Regions from separate parts of the Homo sapiens genome. Here region 2 is linked to region 1. Evidence: chromatin loops called from intact Hi-C (ENCODE). Cell type or tissue: IMR-90. All regions are shown on one strand. Each heading gives the region's core, and the rest is flanking DNA. Links, peaks and the distances in the headings are about the cores only.

Region 1 (7,776 bases), core at 1,590-6,589:
GTCTAATTTCTGTTCTCTAATCCAGGGCTTCGCTCACTCTAACGGGCACATGAATCACCTGGGATCGTGATAAAATGCAGATTTGGGTTCAGAACGTCTGAAGTGGGGCCGGAGGTGCCGCATTTCTAACAAGCGTCCTGGGCTGCTGCTGCTGCCGCTGGTCCCGGGACCGCATTGTGAGCAGCAAGGCTTGGAATGTTGCTTCAGGGTGTAGGGGCCTTCAGGCTCTTTCCCAAACTTAGGCTCCGAAATGTTTGCTTGTTACTTAGCCAGGCAGGCACCCGGGTCATCCTCTTGGGAAACAGCTTCAGTGCAGGTGAGCTGAAACAAAAGCTCTGAAGAGAAATGGTAAATGTTTACTGGGAGTTAGGAAAAAACAAACAAACAAACAAAACAAAGAAAGAAGCAGAGGAATGCGACAACTCCTAAAACTTAGAAATAAAAAGATAAAACCCCAGAACTTCAGGGCGCCTTCCAGTTTTAACAGTCTTGGTTTGATGTCCATTAGAATGTCAGCTAAGATCCATCAAGGCTGCAATTTCCTCCCACAGACTTGGGACCTCATTTTTGCTGCTTGAGCCGCACTCTGTTCTCCATCAGTGGGATTTACGCATATGGAACCGAGTGTGGAATTGGGCCCATTACATTTAACTTCCTATATCTGACATATTTAATACCTACTTTTCAAATAAATGAAATCCCTGTTTAGTGCCGGCCTGGAAAGGTGCAGTTGGTTAAGGAATTTTTCATGGGCCTGCGCAAGGCGACTCTGTCAAACCCGGCAGCCTCTTGAAGAGGGTGCAGTGACCGGGGTCTCTCAGAAATGGGGGGACAAGGTTATAGAATAATGGAACAGCTGTTACAATAAATGGGCAAATGCATTTTTTTAAAAAAGTCTTAAGAGCTGCTTTGTGTGCAGAATTATAATCACACATAAAAATGTGTGTGTCTCAGAATTGGGGAAGGAGAAGCTCTCAGAAGGCATCAGTTCTAAGAATCTGCTTTCATTATGTGCCATTCCAGAGGGATGAATGGACCTTGACTCTGTGAAGTATAATAGCAAAGTCACAACTTGGCCTAGCTTTCACTTAGCCTCCACATCCTCTCAAACAACAGCAAAGGGGGCTGGGGCTTGGAAGGGGGCAGCCAAGGCTAGGGGGTGATACCTACTCTCACTCCACCCTTACCAACCAGCTACCTGGTGGGACATGTCGAGGTGAACATGCCACAGGGCATCTGAACTGGGCCAGAGCTGGAACTCCAGAAGCTGGAGCTTCTGGGGTGAAGCTTGGGGCAACCCCACACCCTGTCTTCTACCCTAAGGATCCATTTGCAAGAGTTTCTATGCACAGCGTCCTTGGTTTGGGGCTAATGGAGAAGTGGTACGTGTGTGAGTCAAGGGGTACCTAAAGAAGAGAGAAACATAAAGATAATGCAGAGGATAGTGTGTGTTCCCTAGTCTCAATGGAGAAATAGAGAGAAGTTCTTTTCACGAGCTGCCCTCTGAGCTTCCAGGGTCCAAATACTGCTGCTTTGCAACCCAGTGACAGGATGGCAGCGGGGGCCAGCTACTTTCCCTTCTTGCTGACAAAACCCAGGCTCTCTGTCTTGTCACTGTCCTCAGTTTTAGAGTATGTGTCACTGGGTGTTGGTGTCACTGGACTTTGGGTCCTGGAACTGGCTGAGTGGAGATGAGGTGGGGGTGCCATTAAGTGTGCAGGTGGGGTGGGGACTGTGTGTGTAAAATTCTTTTCTCTATTCTATAGGATTCCCCTTTGGCTACTCATCTCAGTCCTGCACCCTCCAGAGCTTCAAGGAGCAGAATACTTAGAAAAGCAAAAAAGGGAATCTGGGAAACAAACAACAACAACAAAAAACCCACACAGTTGTTATGATGGGGTTTTTTTTTTGTAAATGTCTTCAAAATCTCAGTTCAGGTTCAGGGCTCAGCTCACCTGCCATCCAGGCTGGTTCTCTCAGTTCACTCAAGCCTATGTCATGCTGTGGCCACCTGGATGTGAGTATTCAACCAGGACTGGTCCCATCCCTGTTCCTTCTGCTACCGGGGCCATCTGAGCTGCTCCTCACCCGGAGACAGAATGGATGCAGTGCCTCTCTGCACCCCCAGCCCCACCCCCAGCTCAGCCCGACACAATAACAAACAGCCCTGTGAAAAGCACTTACATTTATGAACTGTTTATAAATTTACCGACATTGATTTATGACTCTTGGCTAGACCTGATGTGAGTCTCTTTAGGGGTATTTCTTCCTTTCTTTCTTTCTCTCTTTGAATTTTTTTTTTAAGTGTTAATGTTACGGTTCACATTCTTAATATAGCCACACGCCAGGAACTATCCGGAAGACAGCTGGGAGCCCGACCAATGACCCATGGGCAGGAACCTAGACTTGATTTATGCCGGGGCTGTGGCTGGTGGAGAAAGCTGTTTCTGGTTGGTTCGGGGACAGGCTGTTCTTTCAGAAGAAGACCCCTAAGAGAATGCCTCAGCTCTGAGGGGCAGTTGCAAGAAGCAGGAAGAGGGCAAACTGGATTTGGAACTGTGTGAACCTCACTGCTTCCTAGATATGTGACTTGAGACACCCTGAGCCCCAGTTTCCTCATCTAGGTAATAGGGATAATAAAACTGACCCTGAGTGGCAGCTACAAGAGTTAATGGGGCCCTATTGGTAAAATACTTAAATGTGGCTTCCCCATAGTAGGTGCTCAGTAAATGATGATGAGGACTTTCCAAAGCTTGATCAACAGTGATTATTTATTAGCCAGTTTTGTATACAGTTTGGAATGGAAATGTGCCACTAGCCTCTTCAATGAAGTTATAGTCAGGCTCCCCACACAGAGCCCAGACTCCCTTTCTCAGCCATGAAAAACGCTGGAGGGGCCTGGAGGAAAGTATGAATGAAGAGCTCCTCCCTGCCGCTGCTCTGCCTGTCACTGCACACACGAAGAAAATTGGTATCACTCTGGCCAGGTGCGGTGGCTCACACCTATAATCCTAGCACTTTCAGAGGCCGAGGCGGACAGGATTACTTGAGCGCAGGAGTTCGAGACCAGCCTGGGCAACATGGTGAACCCCTGGTGGCATGCACCTGTGGGAGGATGACGCAGGAGAAGCACTTGAGCCTGGGAGGCAGAGGTTGTCGTGAGCCGAGACTGCACCACTGCACTCCAGCCTGGGTGACACAGCAAGATCCTGCCTCAAAAAAAAAAAAAAAAAAAAAAAAAAAAAAAAAAAAAAGAAAGAAAGAAAAAGAAGAAGAAGAAAAAAGAAAGAAAGTAAGGGAAGGAAGGAAGGGAGGGAGGGATGGAAGGAAGGAAGGAAGAAAGAAAAACAAAGGAAGAGGAAGGAAGAAAAAATTAGTATTACTCTCATTGTGTCACTAACTTTAATTACTACCTATATTATTATCTATGACTGTCTTTGCTAAGGAAAGAAGGAACTAACATTTATTGAACACCTTCAGTTGTCAAGAACTTGGCAGGACTTATTTTAAGTCTCATATAACCCTCTGAAGTGGGTGTTGTTATTCCTATTTTACAGATAAAGAAACTGAAATTCAGAGAGATTAAAGTAATTTTCCCATGATCCCACAGCTGGTAAGTGGCTGAGATAAGACAGAAACCCAGCCTCACTCCTAAACAACCCATTTCCCCCAAAACTCTTATCTACCTTATCTACCTACCTACCTACCTAAAAAAACAAAACAAACCCCTGAAATCCTGACTGAGGGCCTGAGAACCTCATGGTGAGGTGTGAAAACCCGTGCAGAGCACAGCATGTCCTGTGACATGAATATCAAGGAATGTCCCCAGGCAACCCGTGCCTGCTCAGCCGCTGTAATTGAGACAGACCCCACCTCTTGCGACAGAGCCTTTCTGGGTCTAAAAGAAGCAGGAACAACAAAGAAGCAAACAACTGGGGCTCGAGTCTACCCGCAGGGACGCCCGCAGACACCAGGTGGCGCCCGAGTCTGGCCGAACGCTGAGCTCCCCTCGGTCTGATTTCTGAGGGGGCACAGCGTCCACCGACTGTCAAATAGAGTGGGTGGAGGTGATGGCCAGCCAAAGAGAGGTGTCCTAGCTATGGTTGGGTGGCCTGTGGGGGAGATGCTACGTGAGGGTGCCCTATCCAAACACTGAGCACCGAGGGGTGATCCTGATGTCCACCACAGTGACCCGGGGAGGAGTTGTGAGCTCATGGTCCCAGGGTCCTGCCATGCAGGCACCAGGGACAGAAGACGGAAGTGGGGGTTCCTTCAGTTCCTCCAAGAGAGCCGTTTTCCATTCCCCGGCAGAGGCCACCTCAGCCCCTCCGCAGCTCTGTGCTTGGCCTGGGTGGACCCCGACCAGTGGATGTGGTTGAGCAGGAGGAGTCCTTAGACCCCAGCTTCTGGTCACAGGGGAAAGGAGTCTCCCGCGTTGGGGATCCCCATCCCCCTGGAAGCCAGGCCCTTCTGTCCAGGGCCCTGTGCCTTCTCTTACTGTGGACTGAGCCTCCACTCTTGGTTTCCACTTGGTAGAATGTCTGGATGAAAACAATCACACTTGGATTCCAGGTGACACAGACATGCCCAAAACCCTGGTGACATAGCTCAAGCAGAAAAAGGGACGACTTGATGTAGCAGTCTCCTACCTTTGTCTGCCCCACCTCCTAATTACCGGGACCATCTCAGTCTTTCCAGGACTTGCCAATTTCATACATCCCAGTTTTTCTTATAAGTCATTGAAAATAGTCTGGAAAGCCCAATATTCAATGTGGCATCTCCCAAACAGCTTCTCTCAGCCAGAAGTGGGACAGAACTCTAAAAGTGCTGGGGTTTGGTTTACATACTAAGGTCACCCATGGCCTATCCTATATTCCTAAGGTGAGGCTGTTGGAAGGGGAGAGGCTCCTTCTACCCACGCAGAGCAACATGGAAAGGCAGCCACCTGCCCCCTCAGCTTGCAGCCTGGAGGCCTTTGCGTTCCTCTCCATTTATATGTCCTGGATTCCAGAGCCAAAATCTTCTACGCCCATAGACAGAGAGTAGGTTCATTCAGAGGCTCATTAATTACATGGCTAAGAGAAGGAAGGGGAAGAAAAGACTCATGAAAATGTTCATTTAAACTTAATTGCTGCCCATGCTCTTGCTAATTGAAGTAGCTCCGTTGCATTTCACTTATGTACCTGAGTGTATTTAAAATGGGATATTGCACAGTATAAACTAAGCCACATCACAAACTAACGATCTGGAAAATCTCAGTTAAATAAACAAAGCTGGCTTTAAGTTACACAGGAGAAACATGTAGTCTCCCGTGCGTACACACACACACACACACACACACAGACACACATACAGCCAAAGCACCAGGATCTCAGACCTTCGGTTCATATCTTCTCCTTCATAGTTCAAATTAAACACAGTCTTAGTCTCTTGCTCTCTCTTTTCCTCTCTCTTTCCCTTATTAAATTTATTTTTAACAGTACCTTAAAAAAATAAACTCACCCCTCTGTGCCACTCCTATGCCAGGTGCAGCCAGGGGCAAATTTTTACAGCTGAATTACATGACCTGAAAAATACGGAGCACATAATGAGAACATTGAGAGACCCCATCTCTAGCACCGGGCCAGTGCTGGTGTAATAACATTCCTGGAGAGAGCAGTAGCCGGGGCAGCTGTGGAGTCAGGCTGAAGCCCTTACTCAGCATGAGGAATTATATATATCTTGGAACTCTTTCCTGAACCTAAACATTATTGCTGAGAAAGGGATAACAGTGTGAGTGGCCATCGCTCGCCAGCCAGGGCTCACACACTGCTTCGAATGTGAGTTTCCTCCCAAGGCTGAGGGGAAACGTTCCAGACCCAACTTTGCCTAGGGCAGGGATGAGGATGGGGCTGAAGGCCTGGGAAGTCTTTGACTCTGGAGTGGTGTTGACATGGCAGTCGGATAAAGCTTGGCACTCCACAAGCCCAGGCTCCGTCGCCCAAGGACCTCTAGGAGGTGTTGTGGGCTGCTTAAAAGTCTAAGTCTACTTCCCTGTAACAGCTCCCTGGGCATTATCCTGGAACTCCCCAGTTATCTGGACTCAGACCAGAGCCCCTCAACCTCAGCTGTCTGCAGCCATGGCAAGAGTGAGGGAGGGCAAAGCTGTTGAGCTACAGGAATCACAGCAACAAAGATGGCTCTTAGGCTGGGCACAGTGGCTCATGCCTGTGATCCCGGCACTCTGGGAGGCCAAGGCAGGTGATTGCTTGAGCTCAGGGGTTTGAGACCAGCCTGGGCAACATGGCAAAACCCCATCTCTACAAAAAATACAAAAATTAGCTGGACATGGTGGTGTGTGCCTACAGTCCCAGCTACTCGGGAGGTTTAGGTGGGAGGATCACTTGAGCCTGGGAGGTGGAAGTTGCAGTGAGCTGTGATTGTGCCACTGCACTCCAGCCTGGGTGACAGAGTAAGATTCTGTCTCAAAAAGCAAAAAAAAAAAAAAAAAAAAAAAAAAAAAAAGATGGCCCTTAAAAGGTGACCATCCTAGATAGAATTTTTTTTTGAGGTACAATTCACATAGCATAAAATTGACCATTAACTAATTTAAAGTGAACAATTCAATGGCATTTAGTGCACTCATAATGTCATGTAACCATCACCTCTACCTAGTTCTACCCAAAAGGAAACCTTGTACTCCTTAAGCAGTCACTCTCCTTTCTCCTGTCCACCCAGCCCCTGGCAACTGCCAGTCTATTTCTGTCTCTATGAATTTACCTCTTCTGGATATTTCATACAAATGGAATCATACAAGACATAAGTAAAATATAGATTTTTAACTCTTTTATTGGTATATAATATGTATAAAGTACACAAACACTACAGTTGGACAAATTTCTGTAAACAGAACACATCCAAGTAACTACTGCCTAAATCAAGAAATAGAGCATTACATGCACCCAGAAACTCCACCATACTACCTCCTAGCCCTATTTCCCCCAGAGAACCACTCTCCTAACTTCTGTATCATGGATTACTTTTACCTTCTTTCCTACCATTATGTCTGATTGCAGTTTGCTCATTTTCCATTGCTGTATAGTATTCCAACATCTGATGACACCACAATTTATATATCCATTGGACTGTTCATAGATATTTTGGGTAGTTTCCACTTCCAAGCTGTTTATTTTTAATTGACACAATTCCAACAAACCTGTCAAGTGGACTTCTCAGACAATTGCTGATTAAAAACATCAAAATAGAAGAAATGGGGACATGGGGCGGTGTTGGGCTAGATGTCTTCTGGGAGTTTCATTGGTTCGGACTACTGTGATTTGAAGCATGGTGAGGGCAAGCAGAATAGAATCAAATCTCCTTTCTGTGTTCTCTTAGGGGACATTTATGGATAAAAAGTAACAGAGTCAGAAAAGACCAGATGAGTTTCTAAGCTTCAGAGTCATCTGCCCCCCTCCAGCTCCCCCAGCCCCCATTTTGGACCCTAAACAGACAAATAGCTGCTTCCTCTGCCACAAGGGCACACCTCAAATCCCACCTGACTGCCATCCTTTGTAATCTGTATCATGCAAAGGGACAGAAAACTGGGCACACAGTGGCGGCAAGGTCTGACCGATTGGGTAATTGGTCTTGGGCTCCCAGTCCAGGGACTGTATTCCACCTTGAGCCAAAGCCTGGCCACTGTGGAGAGAGGACATGCCTTCAGTCTGTTGTCCGACTGACCTGTGGTCAGACCCAGGAGAGACATGAAATAGGCTTCCAATCCATCCCTCTACAGTT
Region 2 (7,776 bases), core at 1,341-6,340, 150 kb after region 1:
GTGCTAGGGAGACAAGGAGACCGAGATGGGGTCAGGCTCCATATGGATTGTATAGCCCCACCCCTGCTCCCATCCTATGGCCACAAATTATTCCTTCCTTTGGAGGAAGCTATTTTAAGGGAACACCATTACCCCAAAGGGGATCATGAGTGTGAAATTTTCGAAATGATTCTGAACTTTGTATCAGAAGACCTGGATTCTAGTCTTCTAGTCCTAGGATTCTATCAGGATTCTAGTCCTGATACTGCCACTTACTAGCTCTTGGCAAGCAGCTTAACCTCTTAGAGTCTCTAGTTTCGTCATCTGGGAAGTGCATGCGTTGGATATATTATGCAAGATCACATAAGAGAAAGCGCTTTATAATTATAAAGACATTTAATTACTTACATGTAGAATGAGAAAAATAAAAGTTTTTTTTCTTTTTAATAGAGACAGGGTCTTGCTCTGTCACCCAGGCTGGAGTGCAGTGCTGTGATCATGGCTAAGTGCAACCTCTAACTCCTGAGCTCAAGTGATCCTCCTGTCTCAGCCTACCAAGTAGCTGGGACCAGAGGTGCACACCACTGCACCAGCTAATTTTTAGAATTTTTTTTTTTTTATATATAGAGACAGGGTCTCACTATGTTGCCTAGGCTTGTCTTGAACTTCTGGCCTCAAGTGATCCTCCCAGCTCGGCCTCCCAGAGTGCTGGGATTATAGGTGTGAGCCTGCACCTGGCCAATAAAAGCTATTAGTAGAGAGTTGGTAGATCGATTGCAAAAATATCCACACTTCACCACCCTTCCCTATTGCTGTGCCCTTTGCAGTGTCACTTTGCAGTTCCTCTCAGAAAGAGGTAGAGCCTACTTTCCCACCCCGTGAATGTAGGCAGGGCTTGTGGTATATTTTGGCCTTGAATGTGGCAGAAGTGACGTTGACATTGTACCAGTTCTGAGCCTAGGGCTCAAGAGACCCTCTCATGGAATCCTGCTGCCTCTATATGAACCACCCAGGGCCAGAAGGGTAAGACTACATGGAGAAGAGCCCACTTGTCTTAGCCACAGCCATCCTATGCCAGACGCAGTCACCTGACCCCTAAACAGATGATAGTGTCCAGCCAGGATCAGCAGAGCTGCCAACCAACACACAGAACGCAGATGCAGATGCACGAGTAAGTCACCTGAGACCAGAAGATCTCTGGACTCATCCACAATAATAAATGCATGTTGGTTTAAGCTACTGAGTTCTAGGATTTTGTTAGGTGGCAATAGCTAACTGATATGGACCTTGTGGAGTATTTTGCCAAAAATTAATCAATCAGAACTAATAGTTAAGGGCAAAGTCAGTATAAGTAATGGCAGTGGCACATGCAGTCCATCACAGAGAGGGGCAATATGGCCACCAGCCCTGAGGGTCTCTTCCTTGGGTCACACTCTCCGGCAGGAGGATGGGATGGCACATCAAATGATGTCTTGGTCATGTCTTAGGTAGACTTGGGGTTCAGAACAATGTAATATGAGTCTGTGTGAGGCAGTTTCTGAAAGGAAAGTCCATGTTTCTTTGAAGTTTATAAAAACACAATTGTAACAATGAGTGAAGTATCTCTGTGGAACCTGCTAAAATAATACGCAGCATTGTAAATGTAATAATTTGAAGTCAAAGTCCCCCTTCTTGACTTACAGGTTTACCAAATTAACCTGCGAAATTAACATCCTTCTTGCAAAGACAAAGAAACTTCCAAGAATGGACTGAAATGTCATGTGTCATCTCCAGCATAGCCTCAGCTCTGAGACATGCTGGGACTTCAGTGGAGGCTGCTGGGTGGGACGAAGTAGTCAAAAAATGTATGCTTCTGGAGTTAGGGTAGATAAAGGGAGTGTAGGACGAGCTCTAGTCCAAATTGCTGTCCCGAGTGTGTGATAAACAGAGCTCTGGTGTGGGGTGTCCATGCACAAGTCTGCACTGCTGAGTGGGGCATGGCAGGAGTCTCTGCAGAGGCAGTGGTCAGGAGGCTGGCTCCTGGGGACCTCCCCCAACAAGGTGAAGCTGCATCATAGCCAGAGGATAAAGGGGTAGGAAACAAGAGTGTCCTGGCAGTGGTGGAGGGGGTGACAGGATGGGTCCTTGCATCATTCCAGTGGACTGGGGCAGGGACTGGACTAAGACTGCAGGTTCATGGCCCTGAGTTCCTCTGGAAGTCTGTGGCAATCATGGATGACCAGTGAAGAGCATCTGAGCCACTGGTCATTCTGTGCAAATGGTAGACGTCACTGAGTGATCAGTGGCAGGTAGGTATTTCACAAAGAACTTGTGGAAGAAAGTGGAGCACCAGTGGGTCCATGCCCAGAAATCAGAATACTCGCCACAAAATATCTAGAGCCATCAGGATGGGAGAAGAATGGATGTGGAGGGAGCGGCAGGCTCCCTTGGCTGAGAAGATACCACCTTTGAGGGTGGTGGGGACCAGCACTTCATGTTCCTGTGCTCATCTCGGAAAGTTGTGAATGGATCTTAGAGGACCCAAGACTTCTTTCTGCTCTAAACTTCAGTGATTCCATGATTTTATGCAGATTTAAGACCAGCTAGGCCACCCTCAGGCTGCATTTCCTCCAGTGCAGAACTAAACCAGCCCCTACTTTGGATGGAACACATAGCTCTCTCTCTAGATACGGGTTCTGCAGGTTTCTGGCTGAAAATCGTTCCTCAATTTTCAATCAGCTGTGGCTGATTCTGGAACTCTGAAAGGTTCCAGACTTGCTGTCTAGGATGAAAGACCTTATTCTGTAGCACTTTTTCCATAGAAGCAATGACCTCATTTATATTCACTGCTGACCCAGCCAGCATTTAAGGTGCAGAATCTGCCCCTTCAGTATGGCAAGTCCTGATTCCTCCAGGGCCAGCCCCAGGGCTTCTGCAAGCACACACAGTGACTTTGTACAAACAAGCCAAATGGATCCTCATGAGGCAGAAGAATTACGAAAAAGTGCCTCCTCTAGGTAGGGGAATGATAAAACAACGCTCCCTCTGAGTGGACCTTGCTCCTGGCTGACACAACTCCTGTGCCAGGATGCAAGGCTTGGCAAGTGAAGGCCAAAATGAAAGTTAGTCTCCATCAATGCCTTCCTGGCCTGGTTTCTTTGTGTAGGGCACAGTCTGTAAAACTCTGCCAGGTCCTGTTTGCTGCTGCCTAGAACCAAACAGCCTCACACCTTGCTCTTACAGGGCCTGTGCCCACTTAGGACAAGTGGGATTCAAGTCGAGTGGCCAGGAAGTCTGAAGGGAGTTGAGGAGTAAGAAGGCATGAGGAACAACCTCCTTCATTAGACCTGTGCTCCTGTCCTGACAGACTTCTTTGAACTTCTTGCCACTTGCTGATTAAGTGACTGAGGGGACTCAGGTGAGCTGGAGGACACCCCCGTCTTTCTCCAACAGGTGAAACAAGGTGGTTCTTTTCTGTAAGACAAATGTGGGTAATAAACAGAAAAAAGGCCAGCAAACAGATCAAGTTCCATAAAAACAAAAGCAATCAGTGCACCCTCTATGACGTAGGTTCACAGAAATGACAGACCAAGTGTGTGAGACACGTCCTGTGCAGGGACACGTGTGACCTTCCGAGCTGTGGGGGAAGGTGCAGCTCAGCGCAAACCGTACTCAAGATGAGTTTTATTTCCCTTCTGGTGTATCTCCAGAGCATGCTGGCAAGTGAGTGAGTCCACTGTTTCTTGCTTCTCGGCATCAGTGACATCATCACTTAATAAGTTAGGGAATCACAACCACATTTCAAAGAATCATTCAGTTTTCTCATTAAGATTCTATAGGATTTTTTTTTTCCACAGCAACAGTCTTGCCAAAATAATGTTAAAAATAGACCTGGTAATACTTTTCACATTTGTAGGCAGTCATGAATGTTTAACAGTGTTTATGTCCAGCAGATGCACATAACTTAAGAATTAGGCATGAGATTTTACACAGTAATACAGAGTACATATATTGTCAAAAGGATTTTTTTTTTTAAATAAAGCAAATACCAAGCCTGGGGAAGAAAAACCTGTTCCCACTTCATCTTCTTGTAGGAAAGTGTTTAATGCATAAAAAATTGGGAGGAAAAGGCATATGTAAAATGTTTGTGAAAAAAGTTTTCAACAGTGATTAAATTTGGATATTCTGACTCACTTAAGTGCATATGGTAAATTCTCAAAATTCAAGGGTCTGAATTCTGGCTCCCGAAGTAGAGAATTATTTTGGAGACAGGTAGCGTCCTATGCTTGTCTGAGTCTGCATGGCTTGGGAAAGGGACACATAGGTTTGGGGCGAGCTGAGAGGTGGTTAAGGTCAGAGGTCCCTCTGCTGAGAAAATGCACCGAGTCTGACTGCCTGGAATTTCTCAGTGAGATAAGCTCTACAGGTCACTGGCCTACAGAAAATGAGATGCTACCTTAAAAGAGGTAAATGAAGTAAAATGTAATTATAATGATTTTAAAACAGAAGTTCTACACATTAATAACTTTATTTGGGGGACTGTCCCTAGTGAGTCCCAATTAAATCACTGGCTCCCAAAAAAACTGGCCTAGATGGCCTTTAAAGAATCTTTTTACAGCTGGGCCTACTTGACATTTTGGAAATGTAAACGTGCCTCCATGCATTTGGAGGATGGCTACATGGATGTTTCCTGAGTTCCCAGCTCTCCTTTTTTATTAATAGTTGTAACTGATCAACAGACGATACAGAATTGATGGCTGTATAAATATAGCTCTTAAATATAGTCATCGTAACTTTCTGATTAGCTTTGGCTGGAACTTTTTTAACTTCTAGCCGTACATCTACAAATGGAAGTTTTCTTGCTTTGGGGGTAATCACATAGATGGAGATTAACTCTCTTTTTCTCCCAGGCTCTAAAAATTATTTTGACCAAAATGTTTAAGTCAGGGGTTTCATGTAGACACAGCTTACATGAGTCATTAAGAATTTTATTGGTTAAAGTAGGCATATTTTTTTCCTAGTAGACATAATGACATAACAGTAATAAAAATGTAATATTCAAGTAATTGGTGTAATGTAATTACAGTTTGGTCATAAAGTAAGATTAGAAGTCTGAGATGGCTGTTTTGTGGGTGTGCACTTTAGCGTCTGAATGTAGTCTTCGAGGTGCCTGCCCGGTCTCCCTGGAATGCTAGTGCAGTTCATCACATAACCAGGTGGCTGGGCGCCCAGCTGAGCCAGCATTATCTGTGAGTCCTGTTTACCCAGTCTGCCCTGTCTGGACGTTGGTGTCCTGCCTGCTTCAGATACCTAACCATCACAGGAACTGAAAACAGTGTTTCTGGTTTTATATAGACAACAAAAGGGGGAAATAAAGGCCAGGGTCCTCACTAGGCAAGGGACAGACGGAGTTCCAGTGCCATCCTAGAATGGCCACCTCTTTGCCCACATGATGTTGTAGCTCCCCATCTCCCTTAAATTGCAGTGCTTGGAGCAGAGAGCTCCCATATGCCTCTGATGTGCTACAGTGTCAGCCTGTTCTGGCTTTTGGAGGGAAGAACAATTTCCAGATTGAGGCTGAACAAAAGGAGCTGTCTTAGGCATTTGACCAAAATATATTTTATCAAAGGATTTGCCATCATTGGAGATACTCTTTCAACTATTATAAATGAATTTCTCCCTGTTTGCATTTCTTATTTAGTGGCATGGCCTGCAGAAACACAAAATTTAAGCAAGAGTACTTATCTATTTTTGAACACAAACATAACATTTTAATTAACAGTACTTACAATAAATAATTTAAAGAACATCTGATTTCTTTTTTACTATTTTTTCCTTTTTAATTAATCAGTAATTTGTGGGGAGACAATCTGAGACTACATAAACCACTTCTTATCAGTCTTCCTCTACCATGGATGATCTTTTAATGCTACTATTCCTTCTTATTTATTAGTTGGCATTCTTCTGCAAAGAAGACTTTTCACTTTCTCCTCTGTTTACTTATTTATACTGCATGGACTCATGAATATTTATTCGATGGGTGACAAACTAGTACTATCATTTATTTTGATGCTCAAATTGTCCCAGATTTGGCCAGTAAGAGCCTCTTCCAGCTCCATTTTTGACCTCTCCCCATGGTTCTTTGACCAGTTCCTTATTTTCTTATGCAATAAAATATTCAAGGCTCATTTTTCCAGGCATCTTTCCCTGCCCTGGTTCTGGGATCAGGCATTTCTCCAAGGAACCCTGAATACCAGTGGGGAATGATATTTAGAAACTAAGATCTGGGCACTAGGTGTGAAAGATCATCACTTTTTAAATGTGTAAAATTTATTTGGAAAAATTTAGGGTGCTTATAAAGAGCTAAGCATGTGCCACAGGTGAAGGCTGCCTTTGGATCCTGAAAGGGTTGGAATTCTAAGAGAAATCACCCCCCGCCCTCACCGGCCCTTGCCAAATAATGTAAATATGTCACGTAGTATGCCAATTACAGTTTCTGCAAATTGATAAGATCTTTAGGCTTTTCTCCTTCTAAGCAAATACTGTTGTCTAAACCTATTTCAAAAGAACATTAGTATCACTCCTAACTGACAGCTCTTGATGTCTGCTAACTCACAGTTCAGTCATTCATCAACGGCGCAGAGTGATTCACAAACTTAATTTCTTGCCAATATCAGTGACTTTAAACATCCATTGTCTCCGAACCCCCCTTTATGAATATAAATCACACACCTACAAAGGCCTGTCATGAATGCAGCGGGCCACATGCAGTATGTCTGTGCCTCATCATTCCTTCTGGCATGTCACCTTAGTAAACAATGTATAGAGTCTCATTCTAACCCTTGAGTCTGTGGTCTTGTTTTCTACAATGGTGGCTGCTGAGCTGAGGCCCCAAGGAAGGTGAGAAGCCAGCCACACTGAGCCAAAGGGCTGGCAACAGTGACTGGAGCAAGGCTGGACATACAGGATTCCCTGTCTTTAACTCCTTTAAGTAAAGTCAAGGGAAAGCAGAGTTTGGTATCCGACTGATGCAGACTGTTGGCTTTTACTTGGCATGTACTTTCTTACTGCTTGAGAAATGTTATTTTTTCCTTAAACTTCTTTCTCATTAATCTTGTGTTAAGAGTGGTCTAACCCTGTTAGTTTGGTAGGCAGCTTCTGTTCCAATTAGCATATATTTCCATAAGTGTTGAGTGGGGAAGGGAAGGAAAACGCAGAATTTCTCAACTATTGACCTTGAGGGACTTGTAGGAAGGTGTGTCTGACATGCTTGTAATACAACTGACTCTGAAAAAGCTCTAGTAAATGGTTAAGTTATGGTTGGCTCTGATGATTTATGCTGAACAGAATAAACTATGATGGAGACATAAAATATTTCTAAGCTTACACTTTAGTCACTCAATATACATGAAACTCAATCTTCTTACTTAAAAAACAGATAGAGCACTGAGAATCTCCTAAGGAAATCAAGTTGTTTATTAGTCTTGTGTTCACCCATGTCATGCATACGAAGATTGAAGAGCTGAAAACGCTTTGATATTCTCCACTGTAAGGCACTGTGTGATACCCCGCTTAAAACTATTCCTACCATTCCACCAAGGGACTTTCCTTTCCACTGACAAGTTGAAGGAGGAATTCAGAGACAGTGCTTCCGTAGCCAAATTGTTTCATTGTTCAAGTATATTGATAGGGTGGTTGCCTAAGCAGAAAATGCAGAATTAAACGAAGGAAGCTTGTTTTGAGAGCAGGTCTGTCACCATCTATGGTACATATGACAAGGAAGTAAACAGGAAGTGCTGAATTGGCTTGGTTTACTCC

Evidence for each region. Hi-C counts contacts between places; a loop is a spot of excess contacts. Peaks named below come from ENCODE experiments on the same cell type or tissue, not always from the same donor. Only the 100,000 strongest peaks of a DNase experiment are listed, where the experiment ranks them.
Region 2: a loop joins it to region 1, with 2.4 times the contacts of the local background. A loop is called at or near these places in 2 of 110 quality-filtered maps.

The regions. Positions count from the first base shown.
Region 1 is chr6:44,651,716-44,659,491 of GRCh38, forward strand. No RefSeq gene overlaps it. Among named protein-coding and RNA genes, the nearest start is that of MIR4642, 220 kb to the left of the region's middle. RefSeq lists enhancers at 1-192, 193-692. In IMR-90, for the core only: a CTCF peak has its summit at 3,970 (motif pointing right); no DNase peak of the experiment used is centred there.
Region 2 is chr6:44,801,727-44,809,502 of GRCh38, forward strand. All of the region lies in intron 2 of LOC101929770 (a long non-coding RNA gene), which reads left to right. It also overlaps a transcript of SUPT3H not described here. Among named protein-coding and RNA genes, the nearest start is that of MIR4642, 370 kb to the left of the region's middle. In IMR-90, for the core only: no CTCF peak of the experiment used is centred there; a DNase peak (open chromatin) is centred at 3,765.